Linked DNA regions of Homo sapiens: region 1 is linked to region 2. Evidence: read pairs that join two places in POLR2A ChIA-PET (ENCODE). Cell type or tissue: Panc1. All regions are shown on one strand. Each heading gives the region's core, and the rest is flanking DNA. Links, peaks and the distances in the headings are about the cores only.

Region 1 (8,171 bases), core at 1,145-6,144, 66 kb before region 2:
CTTCCCCCATACCTTGTGGGGGGGGGGGAATTGAAAACATACAGTGGAGCACTGAATCTAAATACACTTGAATTTCAAATCAGTTCTCTAACCCCCTACTTGGGTGACCCTGGAAAGGGAATTTCTTTGTGCATAATTTTTCTTGTCAGTAAATCTGGAAGAGTTGTTTTTGAGGATTATTAATTCATGCAGCAAATTTTTACTGAGCACCTGCCATATACTACATGGACAAAGTTTTAATAGTGCTGGGGGCACATCAAGACATGGAACAGACAAAAATCCACGCCCTCACGGAGCTTCTATTCTATTAGGGAAAGATACACAATGAAAAACATAAATACATACCTATGTCCTACATGATAAACTGTAAGGAGATAAAATAGAGAAGGGGGTAAAAACTAAAGAGAGATGCAATTAATAAAATTTATAAATGAGTGGTCAAGGAAGCCCTCCCTGAGAGGTATCATTTCAGCCAAGAATAAAAGGATGTAAGGGAACTAGCAAGGGAACCAGCCAAGTTATGTGAGAAAAGATTTAATCATAGTGCTTAATTAATCATACATTCAATACGTAATGCTGATTATTATCACGGCCAGTACAATATAAATAAAGAAAACACTAAACTTGGATTAAACATCTGGTCACTGCCACATTCATTTCTGAGGTCTTGAACAATTTATACTTATTACCTCTCTGAAATAGTTTACTCCTATGGAAAATAGGATAATAATACCTGCTCTTCTTATGTCATTAAGAGGATAAAATGAGAAAATATGTGTAGAAGCACAAAGAAAACTGATAAAGAAACATAAATATTAGAACAATTATGTCTCCTCTCAGGCTCTCTTTCAGAAATGACAGACCACCAGCCTCTTTTATTCACAGGGAATACAATGATTTGATAAGAGGCTCAGGAAGAGGGTTTCTAAGATGATAAAAATTAGCTTCTTTTCTGTAGAGTCAGACCAACAACAGTAAGAGCTAAGACGGACAGAGATTGATTTCCAATCAAGGAAACATAAACACTAAACCAGGTAAACCTGCCAGGGCTCTGGTTGGACAGAACAGCCCCCTGTTTACTCTGGTCCTTGCTTGATTCATTGTAAATTCTCCATCTGGGTGGCATCAATACCTCTCAACCTTTCTTTTGCCTTCCTACAGATTTAGTGCCTTCCATTCATTCATTCAATGAACATTTAGCAAGCACAATCAACACAGAGCCAAGTGTGGATCTGGGTAAGAGGGTGAACTAAACCAGGACCCAACCTGAACAAATTCCCTGGGTACAGATGAGGGAAAAATTGGGGACAAAGAAAGAACGGAATTCATCCACCCCACCTTCCAGATTCCTGCAGCCTGGACAAGTCTGAGCCTTTAAAATACTTCAGTAGGTAAATTGTAAACAAAATGAGAGCCCTCAGGCTACCACCATACTAGATTACACTTGGCAAGGCAACCCGAAACAAATCCAGATCCTGGAAATATGAATATTGAGGTGCCAGAGTATCTCCAGTCATTATTCAACAAATATGTATTAAATACCTGCCTAGTGCTCAACTCTTCTGTACCCGCTCTTGTCTAACCATTGTCCCTTTTCTTCCTGTGGCTCAGTACACAATTCAAGAACACACTCAAGCTTTCTTATAGTGGAAAGTGTTTGGGAGTAGAAATACAAAAGTAATACAAATGCAAAGCTAATATAATGTCCAGTCTCACACTTCTCAATTAGTTTTGCTTCTATTAAAAGCTTCTACTAGCTCCTTCCAGGGCCTTCTGTGAACATTTTCTCTTGAAAATTCCCCTTTTAAAGTTTACAGATTTACAGATTTTTCCTTCTAGGCCTTACCCAAGAGGATTAAATAACAAATTAAGAATAGCAATCTTCTCTGTAGCACACTGCAGGGGAGAGAAAATGGCATCCCACTACCCTTCCAGGTTCCTTGGCTGGGTTACAAATTAAACTGACATAAGACAGGAGAAAGACTTATGTAAATATTTAATTACATAAGTATGCACAGGAGTCTCACAAAATAGGAGCCTCAAAGAAGGGTCAGATGATTGATGCTGATACAGCATCCCAAGTTACAGAAAGGCATCAGGGCTTGGGGCTTCTGGGGAAGGGGGTGGCGACACAAGTTATGGGAGGGTGAGGGGAAGAAATGCACGGGGAATAAAGGTTGTCTTGTTATACAGATAAAAAGTCGGTAATAAAAGTTGTTTCTGAGCAGCCCTTAGAAGAGGTGATAGTCTGGGCATAGGGTCAACCTCTAGTCTCCCCTCCTGTGATCCAAGTTAATCTTCCCTGGTTGATAAAATTCCCAGGGAGGGGATTCATGACAATTGAGTTCCTTTCGGAGGATCCGTCTTTAGACAGATAAGAGGAGCTCAGAGAAAAGGCTCTGCATGCAAGTGGTGCTCAGAGAAAGCCTCTACTTGCACCTGCTGTTCCCCAAGTACCCTCAGTTCAAAGTAATATTTTGGGGTGACATTTCATGAATTCTTTTGGTATCCTTATATTGACATTATATCACCCTTTTGTAATCTGGAAGCAGAACACAAAATACTGAATGCCTACTACAGAGTAGGCAACCACCTAATCTTTTAAACAACTTTTATCTACATTTTATAGATAAAATTGATGTAGACACTGAAAGGCTAAATACCTGTTACAAATCAAACAGTAAATGACAGAGTCTTGCTTGGACCTTGAGTTTTCCATCTCAAAAGATGAGGCTCTTTGATTCTGTATCCCACACTACCCTTACTGAGGCTGTCCAAAAAAGACTAGAGAAAAGTTTCCTAACCCCTTTGGCCTTGTCTCCATGGTATCTGAGTATACCAGCTCCAAAATTCTAAAACATCACCTTAGTTAGGACTGATGATTCACATCGGGGCACATAAAGTGCTGTCTCTTTAAGGTTCACCCTCAATTCAAAATTTCTTTAAAGAAAGAGCTATTCTGTGTTTGTAGGCCACATGTAAGTTGTTCTGCTACCAGGCATCTTTATTCTCATATGAACAAAAGGATAGAATTTCATGCAAGGTCTACATCTGGAAGTATATCTTGCTTTCAGGTGAATTCTAGTTCATTGCTTTGACCTTTTCCAATTCTTCATGTCTAGAGCCTTGAGTGTATACTTGAGTAAAATAATTATTTGGAGTATTAATACCTGCTAAGTATCATTTTCTTATAAAACCAAACTGCTTCTCCTTTACAATGTCCCAGCAGATATTTGGAGAAATAAAACATCAAATTTTAAACCTTTCCTGTAAAATTCTCATTATCAAATAACAACTCAGAAAAATACTCCAAAAAACTGTCTGTCAGAATATATTTTAAATACTAGAGTACTGGGTGGGGGTGGGGCAGAAAAATTCTTAAATCCCTGAACTGTATGTGTGCAGGGCAAACTCTATCTAAAGATAAACTGAGCTGAGTTTTGAGCAGTTGTCTAAAAAATAGATTAGCAGTTTGATTCCAGTCAAGTTAATTGCCTGCTAAAACAAACAAACACTCCTCACAAGAATATAACAGAATCCAGATTTTTCCACAATACCAGGATACAACCAAAACTTTTTGATATATGAAGAAAAAAGCAGTGTGACCAATTCTCAAGAAAAAAGACAGTCAACAGAGATAAACCTCAAACCATTTTTAGATGTTAAAATGAGCAGACGAAATGTTAAAGCAGCTATTATAACTATGCTCAAGAATGCAAAGATAATACGCTTGAATAAAATGAGAAATTTCAGTACAGAAACAGAATTATTAAAAAGAAACAAATAGGGCCAGGCACAGTGGCTCACTCCTGTAATCCCAGCACTTTGGGAGGCCAAGGCAGGCAGATCACAAGGTCAGGAGATCGACACCATCTTGGTCAACATGGTGAAACCCCATCTCTACTAAAATACAAAAAAAAAAAAAAAAAAATTAGCCAGGTGTGGTGGCACATGCCTGTAATCCCAGCTACTTGGGAGGCTGAGGCAGGGAAATTGCTTGAACCTGGGAGGCGGAGGTTGCAGTGAGCTGAGATCATGCCACTGCACTCCAGCCTGGTGGCAGAGCAAGACTCTGTCTCAAAAAAAAAAAAAAAAAAAGGAAATTCTGCAGCATAAGAATAAACCATCTTTATCTTTATCCAAGAGAAAAAAAATTTAAAAAGAGAAGAAAAAGACACTGTCTCAGGGATTTGTAGTAAAATATCAAAAGATCTAGCATACCTGTAATCAGAGACCTACAAGGAGAGCAAATAATGAGACAGAAAATATATTTGAAAAAATCATGGTCCCAAAGTCCCCAAATTTGATGAAAGACACAAATTTACAGATTCCAAAAGCTCAACAAACACCAAGCAGAATCAATATTTAAACCATTATGTCTAGGGAGGCATAATCATAGTCAAATTGCTGAAAACGGAAGCAGAGAAAAATCTTGAGCGCAGCCAGAATAATTAAATGAATAAACAAAAAACATTGCATACAGGGTAACAAAAACTTTCACTGATTTATCATCAGAAACTACAGAGTCCAGCAGACAGTGGAACATTTTTAAAGTGTTCAAAAAACAAACTGTCAATTCAGAATTCTATCTAAAGCAAAAATATCTTTTAAGAAAAAAGGCAAAATAGAAACTTTTTTTTTTTTTTTTTGGAGACAGTGTCTTGCTCTGTTCCCCAGACTGGAGTGCAGCGGCATCATCACAGTTCACTGTAGCCTCAACCTCCTTGGCTCAACCAATCGTCCCACCTCAGCCTCCTGAATAGCTGGGACTACAGGCATGTGCCACCACTCCTAGCTAATTAAAAAGAAAAAAATTGTAGACAATGGGTGTCTCCCTATGTTGCCTGGGCTGGTCTTGAACTCCTGGGCTCAAGCGATCCTCCCATCTCAGCTTCTCAAAGTGCTGGGATTACGAGTGTGAGCTACTGCATGTAGCCAAGAAACATTTTCTGTATACAAGAAATAATAAAAAACTAAGAGGATTTGTCACTAGGGTATCTTCACTACAAGAAATATTAAAGGAACTTCAGATTCAATATCAGCTGTTATCTTTAGAAAGAAACAAAGAGCATAAGAAATATAGTAATTATGTGAGAATATACAATATTTTTTCTTTTAACTTCATTAAATATGGCAATTTAGAGCAAAAGCTATAACATTTTCTTGTGCAGTTTGTAATATACGCAGATGTAATAGATATGATAACTAGCATAAAGAATAGCGTTAGAGAAATGAACCTGTAAGTTGCAAGGGTTTTAGATTTTGTGTGAAGTTGATAGAATATTAACAGATAAAATTCAAAAGTGGGTTGGGAAGGAGGAGCTAATGAAAAAAAAAACAGAAAAAAAACCCAAAATATTAATTTATTAAACATTTCCCCTAAATATTCCTAATAATAAAATCAGAAATTTTCAGAATAGATTTAAAAAAAAACAAGTCTCATCTATATGCTATCTATAATTGAAAGTAAATGCTTCTGAAAAGGCACACCATGTAAACAGTAAGTATATAAAGGATGGAGTTGCTATATCAATATTGAGTAAAATAGACTTTAAGGAGAGAATAATATTACTGGAGAATAACATTTCATAATGTTCTAATTCACAACTCATCAGGAAGACATAATCTTAAATGTGTATATAAAGACATATCAGGCAAAAATGAACAGAATTAAATGGAAACAATACTATTTCACCATTACAGTTGAAGATTTTAACATCCCTTTCAACAAATGATAGAAAATAAAAATCAAACAAAATAAAAATCAGCCCATACACAAATGATGTGAACAACATTATCAACCACCTTAATACATAAAGAACACCTAAAAACTGCAGAACACATGTTCTTTACAAGTTCACTTGGTATATCCACCAAGACTGATCATATGTAGAGCCATAAAACCCAGGTCTCAATTAATTAAAAAGGATTGAAATCAAACAGTATGTTCTCTGACCATAATGGAATTAAATTAGAAATCAATAACAATAAGATATCTAAAGACCACAACGTTTTGAAAATTGAACAAAATACTTAAAAATCCATGGGTCAAAATTTAAAAATCACAAGAGAAATCAGAAAATATGTAAAACTGAATGATGATAGAAATACATCATGTCAAACTTTGAGGTATATAAAGTGTACTAAGAGAAACGTTTATAGCTTTAAATGCATCCATTTGAAAAAAAGGTAAAAAAATCAGTGATCTAATGTTCCAACCTAAAACACTAGAAAAAGAACAAAACCTAAAGTACAAGGAAGGAAATAATAAAGAACATAAATCTGTGTAATAGAAAACAAGAGAAAATTAAGGAAGCCAAATTCATTTTTTGAAAAAATAAGTCATCACTAATATTTTACCATTCATTCTATCTCTGATTTTGTCTGTCTAGCTAGAAGTTGATCCATTTTATTGATCTTTTCAAAGAACTAGCCAGCATTTGGTTTTATTGACTTGGCTCTATTGCTCTTCTTCTTGCTGATAGATATTAAAAAGATACAGATTATTACAAACACCTTTATGCCAACAAATTTGACAGCTTAGATGAAAATAGCAAATTTCTTTTTTAAAATATCAACTTACCAAAATTGACATACTAGGATACAGAAGATCTAAAAAACAAGGAAACAAAAACAAAAGGACAGCAGCAAAAACAAAATAAGAAACTCTATCTATATCTATTAAAGAAACTGGATGCTCAAAAACCTGCTCGCAGAGAAAATATCAGGTCCAGATGGTGCTCTCCTGAATTCTATCAAACACTGCAGGAAGAAATAACACCTTTCCTTCAGAAAGTAAAGGAGGAAGGAATACTTCCAAACTTGTTTTTTTGGTTTGTTTGTTTATTTTGTTTTTTTAATTTTAGGTTTGGGTGTACATGTGAAGGTTTGTTCATAGAGAAACACATGTCATGGGGGTTTGTTGTACATATTATTTTATCACCCAGGTATTAAGCTCAGTACCCAGTAGTCATCTTTTCTGCTCCTCTCCCTCCTCCTATCCTCTCCTGTCAAGTAAACCCCAGTGTCTGTTGTTTCCTTCTTTGTGTTCATGAGTTCTCATCATTTAGCTCCCACTTACTTATAAGTGAGAACATACAGTATTTGGTTTGCTGTTTCTGCATTAGTTTGCTAAGGGTAATAGCCTTCAGCTCCATCCATGTTCCTGCAAAAGACATGATCTTGTTTTATGGTTGCATAATATTCCATAGTGTACATATATACCACAATTTCTTTATCCAGTTTGTCATTGATGGGCATTTAGGTTGATTCCAAGTCTTTGCTATCGTGAACAGTGTGGCAATGAACATTCGCACACATGTGTCTTTAGAGTAGAATGCTTATATTCCTCTGGGTATATACCCAATAATGGGATTGCTGGATCAAATGATAGTTCCATTTTTAGCTCTTCGAGGAATCGCCATACTGCTTTCCACAATGGTTGAACTAATTTACACTCCCACCAACAGTGTATTAGTGTTCCCTTTTCTCTGCAACCTCGCCAGCATCTGTTAATTTTTGGCTTTTTTGATGATAGCCATTCTGACTGGTGTGAGATGGTATCTCATTGTGGTTCTGATTTGCATTTCTCTAATGATCAGTGATATTGAGCTTTTCTTCATATGCTTGTTGGGAAGATGTATGTCTTCTTTTGAGAAGTGTCTGTTCACGTTCTTTGCCCACTTTTTAATGGGGTTGTTTTTCTCTTGTAAATTTGTTTAAGTTCCTTATAGATGCTAGATGTTACACCTTTGTCAGATGTATAGTTTGCAAAAATTTTCTCCCTTTCTGTAGGTTGCCTATTTACTCTGTTGATAGCTTCTTTCGCTGTGCAGAGGCTCTTACCTTCAATTAGATCCCGTTTGTCAATTTTTGCTTTTGTTGAAATTGCTCTTGGTGTCTTTGTCGTGAAATCTTTGCCTGTTCCAATGTCCAGGATGGTTATTGCTTAGCTTGTCTTCCAGAATTTTCATAGCCAAACTGGTTTTATCAAGTCAGTATCTAAATCCAAAAAGTGATAAGTGATAGGGGAAAAAAGGAAATATGGAACAAGGAAAAGGAAAATCAGGAGCATGGAAGCAAGGTGGGCTGCAGCTTTGAAAATGGTGCTCACCTCATTGAGAAGGTGACATGGGAGAACAGACTTGAAGGAGGTGAGGGCCCATGGGGAT
Region 2 (8,171 bases), core at 1,071-6,070:
CCTACATGAATGAGGGTGAGCTCTCCATGCCTCTCTTGCCCTCTTGAGGCAAATCTTAACGTCACAGTTTGAGATGGTAACATCTCAAGATAGAAGAAGGCCACATCAATCCTTAGAAGACATATTAAACCAGAAAGATGTGTAGAATCACTGAAATAATAAGGATTCATTTGTTACCACAGCCTATCCTCAGCCAGGTGTTCTTAGCTTCTTCTGTGTTACACAGCTCAGGGACAGGGCAGTGAAGTATGAGAATCTCCCAGAATCATATGTTTAAATGCATAAAACACACAAGATTGTAAAGAACACCCACTATAATTTTTTAAAGCTGTAACATAGTAATATGTGCTTCTTTATTATTAATCAACAACATCTCTAATGATGGGTCTAACAACTACTGTAATTTCAAAGTACTGAAGATTATGCCATTTCAAGTTATCTGTAGAAATCTACAATTATATATGAAATATTTGTTTCTGTGATAAAGTTCTCCATGGGCTGCTAATACTGTTAGGCTCTGTTGTCTGCAATGTAATGGAAAGAAATGATAGATTTTAGTTAGAGGTTTGTGTTGTAATTTTTTTCCTCATCAAGTTCACGGACTCCTTGAATTCTGCGGAGCCCAGAATAAGAAGCTCTGAGTTTCACCATCTCCTAATACAATCATACTCTTAACTTCTCAGGCAAAAGTTCTACTGAGCTCCCTAGGGTTGCATGTTTTGCAAAGTGTGTGGCAGACTCCTTTCTGGCCTGTCTTCTGCCATTGAGTTTCAGTCACTGATTTTGTGTACTGGCAAACAGTTTTGAACATGAATGCAGTGAACTAAGGAAGCGTATTGTTCCAGTTGCTAGAATCCAATTTTATGGAGGCTTAGGTGCCTTTAACGCAATGGTGAAGAAAACTGATAAGAATCAGCCCATAAGGGGCTGGTCAAGTCCTCTAACATGATAAACATCATCCAGTCTGGGAAAAACAACCAACAGTTGTACAAAATGCTGCTGGTAAAACACCGTGTCCAGAGGCTTGTCATGACTTCAAGAAACATCAAGACACCTGGAGATTGCTGATACGAGATGCTGGAGCCGCTGTATCAGAATGCTGTCCAGTTCGCAGCTGGTCAGCACTACTTCAAGAATGTATACTACCCCAAACTAACTGGGAAATCAGTTCTATTTAATAAATCTAGGAAGACTGGCTACAGCAAGGCTGAAATAATTAATACTGTTTTAGATGGTTCTCCATTCTGCAAGTTGCAAAGAGAGAAATGACCAATGTACTTTAAGCACACGATTATTGCACTTTCTTTCTGGTCATTTTCCCAGGGGAAACCACCAAGTCAGCCCAGCAAGGTAGTCAACACCTTACTCAAGAATAGGAGACAGAGTAGACAACTGAGTTGTAGATGTCAGTCCTGATAGAGAGACAAGAGATCAGAATATCAAGAAGTATTTGAAATTAAGACTCTGCATGCAAGACTTGAAAACCAAGAAGCTGGGGCTTGAGACTCAATCTTTTTTCACATTTCAAATACTGAGAGATGCTGTAGTGTGGTAGAAGTGCCACTGGATCAAAAGTCATGAAACTGAGCTTTTCATCTAGGCCCCATCACGAGTTATTTCAGCAAACATGGGCAAGAAGCCACATTGCGCTGAGCTTCAGATTCCTTCTATAAGGAAGGCGCCTCCCTGCACAAAAGTAAAGATGCAGTAAACTTTAAAAATCTCAGAAATATGATGATACAAGGAATATAATCAAATACAGTTTTAAACTAAATGTTTTAGAAAACACAGTATTTCAGTTTCGAATAGTGAAAAAATAAAGAGAATAAGTAGTTCTAATATGCTGGAGCACGCACTGTATTTGGTACTGTACATGAGTGATTTTACAAGTTGCATGAGTTAGCATCTATATGCTGTTGTGAGTCCCCTATGCCTTCTCTCTGGTAGCTCTCTCCGAGCTTTGGTGAACCTCTTGTTTAATTGTCTGTTAGCTCCATGAGGATATGCCACACTCTTTTGTTTTGTTTTAGGAACAGAGTCTTGCTCTGTCACCCAGACTGGAGTACAGTGGCACGATCTCAGCTCACTGCAACCTCCGCCTCCTGGGTTCAAGCAATTCTCCTGACTCAACCTCCTGAGTAGCTGGGATTACAGGCACGCACCACCACGCCCAGCTAATTTTTGGTATTTTCAGTAGAGACAGGGTTTCACCATGTTGGCCAGGCTGGTCTTGAACTCCTGACCTCAGGTGTTCTGCCCACCTTGGCCTCCCAAAGTGCTGGGATTACAGGCATGAGCCACCACACCCAGCGTGCCACAGTTTTGTTTAAGGGTATATTGCCCCACTGTTGGAAGACTCTGGAAAGGTTTTCTGGAGAAAGGAGGAATGCCCAAATGCCTGTCAAAGGGCTTGGGATCTAGTCTGTGCTCACTCTTGGCCCCTGATAAACTCCCTCTGCCCCTTTTTGATATGCTGATGTGTCCTGTTGTTATTTTGATTATATTCCCGCCAGAGGCTGACTCATTTACCAGGAGAACAAGCCAGGGTTTAATGCCTGCTGATTCCTGGCTCTCTCTGGGGTATTTTTTTTCCTGAACTATATGACTCCAAATAGCTGCAGTTCTCATAACCATCACATTAATTTCAACAGGCCTTGAAATCTCCTAATTCTTTCTGGTTAAGGGGCTCTTCCATCTTTCCCTACTTTCCTTGCCAACCATTGCTGGCTATAATTAATTGAAAGTGAAATTTCAAAACTAGGAAGGACTGTCTTTATTTCCCCCAGCCCACAAGCACAATAAGCAGATGCAAGGCCTGTGTCCTTTTCTTTATCTACCCTAAAGCCTCCCAAGGCACGATGGAAGCACAGAGTAGGGACTGAAAAAATGTTAGCCGAGTGACTGGATAATCAAAGGATGACCACTGCAAATCAAAGCCCTGTAGCATCCTTGGCAGAAAGAAAAAAGCTCTGCCTTCATTTTAGTGTTGGAGGCACTATAAAATTACAGACTATGTCTCTTTCTCACTCTTTTTTTACTGCAAAGCTAATAATCAGTAGCCAATGGGCTAATTCCTCGGCATTTTTTTGAAGAAAAAGTAAACATGATTTTTTTTTTTTAAGGACCAAATTCCCACCCTGCTTTGAAACATAAATCTGAAGACCCCTCGGGTTAAAAATGACAGCTAGACTCCTTTAATCTTGAAAATGTTCTCTCCATGGAAACCTTAAGGACAGGAAACCACTTAGGCAAAGCTTTCTTTTTTCTTTTTCTTTCTTTTTTTTTTTTTTTTGAGACAACTTCTAAGGAAAATCTAGGTTTTGAGGAAATTGGGCTTCCATGCACGAGTGTCCTGTAGGAAGGCAGTCCATGTCATGTGACTTCATTGACCCATAAATTGACCCATAAATAAAGCTTTCCGAGGTTGGCTCAGCTGGAAGAGACTTTGACTCACTTCACCTCTCTAACAGATTCTTATTCTCAATTCCCAGTGCACCGTCTCCACTATTAAGTTTCATGTTAGGTAGAACACACTCTAGTTTCACCCAAAGGCTGTGAAGTTTGTAAGCTATAAGTTTCAAGTAGGATAAGAACCTCAAGTGGGATGCCATTGGCTACAAGACTGGAAAAATTTGAGTCAGCAAATAATCCTAGAAAATTAGACTGGGAAGGTTGTTTACTAGATTATAGGAGGAAACTAGCACAGAGAAGCTAAGTTATTAGCTCAAGCCTTCATCATATATATGGCCAGATGTAGAATAATTTTTCCTACCTCAAAGATGACTAGATTTTTCTTGACACTCCAGCACATCTCCTCTTAAATATTCTAGGTTGGCTGAACTTAAATACTACAACTATTACTACTACTAATAATAAGCTAAAAAGCAATCAAAATATTTTCAGTAAGACTGAGGTGGGGCAATTTTGCACAATTTGACATCCTTTATAGAACCTTGAGCCTACTACCAGAAGTGAAATACACCACAAATTTCAAAGGATAGGCCTGAATGTAGTTCAAATAAGCACTAAACATACATCAAGTCACTTTCACTACCACTCATGTTCTAGGATGCATTGTCTGGGACATGGGCCAGGTTGGCAAACAAATCATTATAAAATGCAAAGGTATTAAGTGCCCTCTTGCCTTTGGCAGCACATTCAAAGCTAATCAAATATATTATAATAAAACGAAAATATAGCTACCAAGGTCCCAGCCAACAAAGGAGAAAAGTCCATACATGTTCTTTTTTCTTTTAATGGATTAGATATTCCAACTTTTGTTGTATTTCTTTGTGAAAGACACGCCTGGGAAGAAATGGGAAAAGCAGGAGACACAGCCATAACTTGAAGAAAAAGAAGAAAAAAAAGTAGGCTTAGATGAAGAAATTTGAGGACTTTGGTGCTAGGGCTCTTTGAAAACTCATTACAGCAACTCAGGTTCAAAAAGGGTCAAAAAAAAAAAAAGTAATTCTCTTAGCTTGGAGTCAAATAAAAAGCACTGTATTGCTCTCTTTCTGCCCATGTTTATCTATCATTTCATCTCTCTCCCTATCAAGAACTGAGGGCAAAGTTTATCTGCCAACTTCAATCCAGGCAGACAGACCAAGTACATTGGGGACATACCCTTTTGTGTGGTCATTCACACTTGGAAGATAAGGGAGAACTTAGTTTTTCAAGTACATAAGAAGAGATGGTAGCCATTTATTTCAACAGAGAAGGTCAAAAAGAAATAAATTAAGATTATATAGGAGAGCTTTTCCTAATACATGAGAAAAGAATTCCAGAATATAGCATAGACACTGTATACTGTAATAAACTTACCTAAGGCTGGAATTTAGCATTCTATCCTCAGGTTTTCTTTCCTTTTCTCTTTTTCTTCCTCTAATAATGATGACAATAATACTTTGCATTTTCATTCATTTCCAGTTTTCAAATTAATTCTATATATATTCATACATTCCATTCTCCCTAAGCAGGGGAGGGGAGGTTGGTTTCCAATACATGCTTACTTGGAACAGAGGAATGATCTAAACAAATGTGTTTTCAACCACTGGATCTGTAAAGTATTTCCTGTTGACCGAACTGTAACTAATACCAGTTCCTCTCATAACCCATGCCCATATTCTCCAGAGCCCCCCACACAAAGAGACCACTACACAAAGAAACAAGATTTATGCCAACAGCAAATATTATGGGGCTCACTAAATGCTGAATCAATTAATGTAATAATCCTAAGTGCTCAAGCAGAAGCTGACATGGGTTTCAACCCCACATCTACCACTTCGTGGCTTTCACATCTTAGATAAGTCATTTCTCTTTCTGAAACTAGTAGCTATCTGCATTAGAAATAGAACTCTAACCCTTAGCATAATGCCTGGCACATAAAAAACACTAAAAAAAGTGAGCACTATTTTAAGTTCTACTTACCAATAAAACGTGGTTCTTAGGAGATTTTCCCCCCTTTCCTAGCAATTTAAGCAACCATATCCTGTCAATTTAAGCAATAAAGAATTCCACTAGCCTTGTGGTTTCACTGGTAGGTAACAGGTAGCAAATAAAAGCAGCTACTACATGGTTAAATTCTAGATTGGAGCTTCCAAATCAGACTAAAGAAAGAGAAATGTAAATTCTTTGTCGTTAGAACCATCCCAAAGCTTTGGGATGTTGTTGGGGAGCTCGAGAATTGCTATCCTATATAAATAAATCTCGTCCGTGACAACTGCTGGAGATATGTCACTAACACAGCTTGATTTGTCCACATTTACCAATGCAGAGATTTCTTTCAAATTAAGAGAAAACAGGGGAGGGAAGATAGTTAGAAAAGATGAGAAAATTTCATGTGTCTTACCAGGCAAGGCCAGAGCCACAGTCCCACTTTACAAGCCCCTACCTGGTCTAAAAGAAAAGTTATCTAAAGCATTAACTAAGAGGATAAGAAGCCACCATTGTTGTGGGCTTAAAGTGATCCACTTTCACTAGGGCTCAGAGAAGTGGGGCCCTCATTGCAAATGCAAAGTCCCCAGCTGGGGGTAAGAAGAGAAAATGTTAAGATGCTCAGCTCTGAAGTGCCAATACCCTGGTCTCCACATTCCAACGCTGGCCGCCTCCTCCCTCCCTTGTCCCACCGCTCCCTCCCATTATTCTGGAGCAGGTCCTTCCCAGCTCTGCCATTCGGTGACAGAGAGACTTGGGAAGCGCCCCAGGAACTGCTGAGATGGAGAAATACACAAAGGCTCCCTTCCACAAAGCATTCTTTCACAGAGGCAGCCGTGTCTATTAAATAGGTCCCCTTAATGTGCATACACTTCTATAAGGAGATTATGAGAACCACGAGCTCGCTAAATCAGCCCCACAAAATGTGTGTAAATCCACTGCAGGGAGGAGAAAAGGTGTGTGTGGCAGGGAGGAGGGAGGATTTAAAATTAGTGGCAGGGGGCCTCCACTCTTCTTGGTAATTCCCTGGGGAAAAGAAGGTATAGACAAAACTGTCCAATGAGGCTGCCACAACCCCTGGGTTGAGCCGTTTGGTATCTGCACAATTCCTTTCCTCCACTTGCATTGTTATATTGTCCAGCTATGGGCCATAACTCTTGCAAAAATATTCCTTCCTCTAAGTTGTAAGAAGAGAGGCATAATAGTTCCCTATGTGGTAATATGCACTTTCCACAGTCTCCCAAATCTTTAGAAATAGGAAGCACAAAATGTAACAAGTAATTTTCCAATAAAATGTGTGATGCATTTTCTCAAAATAGGTAAGTGAAGTGCTCGACTATATATTTATTAAGCCCCTCATGGGTCATCACACTGGCTTCATGAAGGATTCAGCTTTTCACCTCATTATTTCTTCATGATCACCTCCTCCTGGAGAAGAATTAAAGTTACACAAAAAGCAAGTTTACCCATAGTAATAAGTGGAATGTCCTTTTATTTACCTAGCTATACATAAGATAAAATAAAAAATCTTTCACTCAAAAAGCATTTCCAAACATTTATAAGATATGCAAATGATTTCCCAGTTCACAAACGGATTTTAGAGACATTTCGTTTGATGTGACAACAGCTCTGTGACACAGATATTAACAACTCCCGTGTTACAAAGTCCAGAGAGATTAAGTGGAGCCCCAAGTCTTTCCTTCCAAATTCATTCATTCATTCCTTCAGCACTTACTGAGGGCCTAGTTTTGGCCTGGGCACTATTGAAGGTAGGGATTCAGGGAAAGCAGATGTAGTCTCTACTGCTAAGTATCTCACAAGGGCAACCCAAGCTTAGGTGTAAGAAAACAGGCATCTTTCTAGAGAAGGCTATGTCAGAGCTGAATTTTCAAGGATAAATTTCCTGTTCTTTTCACATCAACATGTCCTCCATGAATCACCAGTATTAAACTAGGCTAAGAAAAAATGAACCTGATAATCACCTTTGTGCCAGAAGACAAAAATAACTGGACAGGAAGCCCAGGCAGTCCCAGTGGCGGTGCTGTCTTTTACACTGACGTTAACTCTAACGATCAGCGGAGTAACCGCACAGCGCTGCTGGGCACCTGGAGCTTATTGTTTCCGTGTGGCATATGATGAAGTATCAGAACGGGGAGGAGTATATCTCCAAGAAGGAATGTGATGAGCAGAAAAACTCATCCTGTGAGATTGGCCTAGAGAGATCTGAAGCCAGGAGCCATTTGGTCTTGTCCAATGGCATTAATGTACCCACAGACAAAGGCCAAAGGGGACATGGAGGCCAGAGCTGCTGGTCAACGGCTTGTTTTAAGAAAACAATAGGGGGACCCAACTCCATGCTATCAGAATAAAGGCCATCCTTCCCCGTATTTTTCTCAAGTTATACAAGTGCCGTTATTCTTCAAGCAACAAAGAATTCCACTAGCCTTTTGCTAAGGATAAAACATTTCCAAAATATAAGTTGTTTAAACTGCAGGTATAGAATAATTTCTTCAACTGTCTTCTTTTTCCCAAATGAATAATGCTACCTAGATGAAAACAATTTTTTTCTTCACCTTTTATTCCAAATTTCTTTTTTTAAAAAAAGCTTCCATCTTTTAAAATTCAAACAGAAATACTGAGGGAAGTTCCAGTTTCAAACCATCTTTTGTCAAGAAAAAAAACTAGTGAAAGGTACTTTCAGGAAATCAAGTACAGTATATGATTTCAACACAGCAAAG

What was found. Peaks named below come from ENCODE experiments on the same cell type or tissue, not always from the same donor. Only the 100,000 strongest peaks of a DNase experiment are listed, where the experiment ranks them.
Region 1: POLR2A ChIA-PET joins it to region 2 with 9 read pairs; 4 of 35 experiments call an interaction of 5 or more read pairs at or near these places.

The regions. Positions count from the first base shown.
Region 1 is chr1:64,558,337-64,566,507 of GRCh38, reverse strand. All of the region lies in intron 2 of CACHD1 (cache domain containing 1), which reads right to left. It overlaps LOC124904195 (a long non-coding RNA gene), which reads right to left. Exons shown (of 2, transcript XR_007066150.1): 1 at 8,114-8,171; 2 at 1-8,001. Among named protein-coding and RNA genes, the nearest start is that of MIR4794, 17 kb to the left of the region's middle. In Panc1, for the core only: no CTCF peak of the experiment used is centred there; no DNase peak of the experiment used is centred there; H3K27ac peaks cover 286 bases.
Region 2 is chr1:64,491,985-64,500,155 of GRCh38, reverse strand. The region is part of intron 1 of CACHD1 (cache domain containing 1); the gene reads right to left. Among named protein-coding and RNA genes, the nearest start is that of CACHD1, 26 kb to the right of the region's middle. RefSeq lists an enhancer at 5,613-6,258. In Panc1, for the core only: no CTCF peak of the experiment used is centred there; no DNase peak of the experiment used is centred there; H3K27ac peaks cover 1,036 bases.